2 separate regions of the Homo sapiens genome follow, and region 2 is linked to region 1. Evidence: chromatin loops called from intact Hi-C (ENCODE). Cell type or tissue: mammary epithelial cell. All regions are shown on one strand.

What was found. Hi-C counts contacts between places; a loop is a spot of excess contacts. Peaks named below come from ENCODE experiments on the same cell type or tissue, not always from the same donor. Only the 100,000 strongest peaks of a DNase experiment are listed, where the experiment ranks them.
Region 2: a loop joins it to region 1, with 10 times the contacts of the local background. A loop is called at or near these places in 4 of 110 quality-filtered maps.

Annotation. Positions count from the first base shown.
Region 1 is chr1:157,962,258-157,964,757 of GRCh38, forward strand. No RefSeq gene overlaps it. Among named protein-coding and RNA genes, the nearest start is that of KIRREL1, 30 kb to the right of the region's middle. In mammary epithelial cell, a CTCF peak has its summit at 1,560 (motif pointing right); DNase peaks (open chromatin) are centred at 354 and 1,564; H3K27ac peaks cover 914 bases.
Region 2 is chr1:158,495,309-158,497,808 of GRCh38, forward strand. No RefSeq gene overlaps it. Among named protein-coding and RNA genes, the nearest start is that of OR10R2, 24 kb to the left of the region's middle. In mammary epithelial cell, a CTCF peak has its summit at 1,259 (motif pointing left); no DNase peak of the experiment used is centred here.

The DNA.
Region 1 (2,500 bases):
AGTCCCCTTGGCCATTCCCCCTCTCTGCACTCTTCTCCTGGCTCCCATTCACCAATCTGCTTCTCCTGCCTTGAGCCTTGCTGACACAGGAGAGCAGATGCCAACTGCTGGCTGTGGCTGTGCCTGTAATATGTGACTCTTAGCCATATGAACCAGACTCTGGGTGACCTCACAGAGAGACACTGAAGCTAGGGTTTGCGTGGAGAGAAGAAAGTGAGATCTCTCCTAAGCACTGACTTTAATATTTCACACTCTGGCATGAGATGAGTCAGAGCTTTCAGATGCCCTTGCAGTACATTCCCGGCTCAATAGCCACACCCCCAAAGTATGATATCATTCATCCACACTAATCTGTGGATTGATAAACCACACTGATACTCGGTTTCCGCATCTGTCAAATGAGGTGGGATTATTTACTGCACATGTCACTATGGGAGAGTACGTAACAGAAACCAGTCAGCAAGATCACCCTCATTCTCTGGAATAAAGGGATAGTAGGCTGGGCATGACAGCTCATGCCTACAGTCCCAGCACTTTGGGAGGCTGAGGCAGGAGAATCACCTTAGCCTAGGAATTCGAGACCAGCCTGGGTTACATAGCAAAACCCCGTCTGTACAAAAATATTTTTTATATTAGCCAGGCATGACACCTGTAGTCCCAGGTGTCATGGGACTGAGCTCGGAGGTCAAGCCTGCAGTGAGCTGTGATTGTGCCACTACACTCCCACCTGGATGACAGAGTGCTCTCTCATAGATAGATAGATAGATAGATAGATAGATAGATAGATAGATAGATAGAATTTTATTCCTAGTAGCCTCTTCCTACAGGCTTTCCAGGAGCTCCTGCCACCTCCATAGGACAGGCAGGGAGGTCTTCAGTGCTTCTGTTTGTGATCAAAGCCAAAGGGCACCATGCCCACTGCCTCAGACCTCCCCCAGCTCTCTGACCTACCCTGGGAGGGTCTGGTTTGACACTCTGTGGGGACTTCACCCCTTGGGAATCAACCGTCTTTTCCCTTTTGTAATCCATTTTCTTCTCAAAGATAGTTATCTGTACCTGCTTCCTTTTATTTTATTTTATTTTTCCTCCAGGAACCTATCATATTAGCCACCTGCCTACAGGAGAGAGTGAAAGGGATTGGATTTAGGAGGGAGAGGTGGACGGTATGTGGAAGTAAGAGAGAGACATGGTAAAGAAAATCCCAGGCCAGGCTGTGGCTCACGCCTGTAACCCCAGCGCTTTGGGAGGCCGAGTCGGGCTATCTTTTGAGCTCAGGAGTTCAAGATCATCCTGGCCAACATGGTGAAACCCCGTCTCTACTAAAATTACAAAAATTAGCCGGGTGTGGTGGCGTGCACCTGCACTCCCAGCTACTGAGGAGGCTGAGGTTGGAGAATCGCTTGAACCCGGAGGCGGAGGTTGCAGTGAGCCGAGATCGTGCCACTGCACTCCAGCCTGGGCGACAGAGGGAGGCTCTGTCTCAAAAAATAAATAAATAAAATAAAATAGAAAGAAAATCCCGCCCTGGCAGTTAGGGCAGCGGGTGCCTCCTGCCAGCAGATGGCAGCACCACACCACAGAACCACAAAACCTGATGAGCACTGAGCGGAGAGAAGGGGAGAAGCAACCCAAAGTGTAGGATGTTTGGAGTGGGAGTGCAGAGTTGACAGAGAAGCTGTAACAGGAATGCACAGCAGAAGAGCCAGCAGGGAGACTGCCAGATGCAGGGTCTAGACTCCAGAGTTCCATCCTGGGATGGAGTCTGCAGGATCTGGTCCATCCATGCTAGCATCCAGTCCTTATTTCACCTGCTATTTGGATGACTTTGGACAAGCCATTTCTCTGCCGTGAGCCTTAATTTTCTCACCTGTAAAAGGAAGCTGTCTCATCAGCTCAGGCTGCAGTAACAGAACGCCACAGGCCAGGTGGCTTAAACAACAGAAACTTATTGCCTTATGGTTCTGAAGGCTGGAAGTCCAAGATTAGGGTACCAGCATGTTAGGTTCTGGTTCCTCTCTTCCTGGGTTGCAGGCAGCTGCCTTCCTGTTATGTCCTCACATGGCCTTTCCTTTGTGCGCGTGAAAGGCAAAAGAAGGAGAGAGAGAGTGAGAGAGAGAGAGAGAGATCTGATGTCTATTCTCTTCTTATAAGGACACCAGTCCTGTAAGGATTAAGGCTCTACCCCTATGAGCTCAGTTCACCTTAATTAACTCTTTAAAGGCTCTGTGTCCAAATAGTCACACTGGGGTTAGGGCTTCAACATATAGATTTAGGGAGGACACAATTCAGTCAGTAATAGAAACTCACAAGAATACCTACTTGACAAGGTTGTTATGGGAGCACATAAAAACGTGTGAATAAGGTAACAAACCATATGGCTCTGACCACTCTACGCAGTGATTAGAAACCTGTTTCAAATTCCCTGAGACCTAGGGAAGAACAGAGCACTGTGCTTAGGAACAACCTTGTTTCTATCTTTTCTCATCTCCCAACTCACCTC
Region 2 (2,500 bases), 530 kb after region 1:
TAAAGATAAGAGAGAATCCCCAGGGGGATATACAGAAAATGCATAGAATAAAAAATAAAATAATTGACATCTTCATATAAAATATATTGGAACCATGAAAGAAGAAGAGTATACCATGTACACTTTTTGATCAAAACACACACATACAGAAAAGTGTACAAATTATGATGAATACATCAATTAATTACCACAAAGTGAATATGTGTAGGTCAAAAAATATAATATTCCAAATACTTCATTACCCACTACCTATTCTCTAACAGAAACAATATTCATGGCTTCTAATATCATGCATTAGTATTTTCATGCCTTCACACTTTATAACGATATAATTACAGAGTTATATTCCCTAGTATTATTATTCTCTTTTACTCTAGTTTCTCTTTCCGTATCTTTTGCTGTTATAGGCTTATCCATCATGTTTATTGTCTTATGTTCCTCCAAGTTTAACCTTCATTTATGAAACAATTTTTCTTTCATTTCCAACTGCTTCCTAATCTATCCCCTCTTTTCAAAACTTCTCCTCTATTCAGTCATGACTGAGTTTATGATTCTGATCTTTGCTGTTATTTTGTATTTTCTATCACTTCTTTAACTTCTTTGACCTCATTTTGAAATATTTAGTTAGAGTTTTCATCGATTTTGAAGTCATATCTTCCTGGCTATTGCAAGTTGTGCTCCCTGGGAAGCATATTCTGAGACAACTTGGCATATAGAATATTTGTTAATAAATGTATGGGATTAACACCTATGGAATGTGGGGGGAAGTATCGGGTACAGAGAGAAGTCAAGCCGAATGCACTCCTAGTGACAGCCTCAGCTGACCCAACAGTGAGTTCTGTAGCTAGAATGACCATTCAGAGGCGTCCTGAGCTGAGCCATGATGGCCAGGGCTTTATTAATCTGCATAATTTTGTTTGGGTGTAGTTTGCTGCACGAAGCCTGTTACTTTGGACAAAGTGTCTGTGTTGCTGATACAATGACTAAGTTGACAGCTAAAGTCTGCCTACTGACAGAGCTACCATCAGTTGGCGGGCAACAAGTCCTTTACTTGAAAGAGAACCTGGGCAGGATATCTTGGTTTTCACTCGGTAGGTGCACAGTTATTCTCTATAGTAATGTTGTACTGCTGATGATTTTTTTCCTCATAATAACTTCATATGAGATATAGGCATGATCTTTTCCTGAATTCATGTTTAGTGAGATTTGTTTTCATGTACTCTTGTAAGGGGAGGATAGTATTCCTAGTTTTGCAGCTGTTGAGCTCCCTCTTGTGTTGTCATCAGAAAGTATTCAGCTGTTAATTGGAGCCTCTAAACATTCCTTGTTTTGGCTAATATCAAATCAGCCAACTGACTTTTTAAGTTATTACCATTGGCAGTTGTTTTTTGTTGTTCTTGTTGTTCTCCCGATATTAGTACTTCCAGAATTTGTTCTTTTGCTCTTATCACCATTTCTAATACTATACTTAGAGTTCCTTGTGTGTATTTTGTTAATTAGATTTTTAAAAAACAGGTCATGAGGGTTTTAAATTTCCCTTTTACATTCACTTTTTTCCTTATTTTTAAATTAAGGAATGGTTTATATTTAAAAATTTAAGTATTTTAAGTATCAGTTATTTGAGGTTTTACAAATACATTCACCCATTTAACCACCCCCACCAGTCAAGAAATATGATATTTTCATCACATCCAAAAGTTATCTCATGTGAATTTCCAGGTGACTCCCTACCCAGAGACAACACAGAATTGATTTTTATCAATATAGTTCAGTTTGCACTTCTTGAATTTGAGATATATGTAATATTATAGTAAGTACTCTTGTGTGTCTAACTTATTTCAGAAAACTTAATGCTTATGAGATTCATCTATCTTACTGCATGTAAAATAGTTTGTCTTTTTATTGATGTATTCACCTGAATGGATATGCAAAAACATATTTATTCATTTATCTGTTGATAGACATTTGGTTCATTCTTATTATTGGCTGTTATAAATAAACCTGCCATGAACATATTTTGAACAAATCTTCTGTGGACATTTGTCCTGTCTCTTACATGTTTAGGAGTAGCACTCCTGGGGTCATAAGGTAGGTACACATTTAACTCCATAATATGATTCCCAAATGTTTTCCGGTATGGGTACACCACATAACTTTCCTACCAGCTGCTTCACATTCTTTCCAACTTTTGGCACTGCCTGTTTTATGTTCCTGTATTTTTAATATATTAATAATTCTAGTGAGGGTAAGTAGTACCTCATTTAGTTTTATTTTGTATTAGCCTGATATCTAATTATGTTGAACATTATTTTATCATTTGCCTATTGACCATTCCATTTTAGTAAATTACCCTAGTCTTCTGCTCATAAGATTAGTTTAAAATTATTGAATCCTATTATTTATATATTCTGAATTAAGTTTGTTTGGAACACATATGTACTATGAATATTGTCCCCAAGTCTGTGGCTTGCATTTCTATTATTTAAATAGTGTCTTTTAA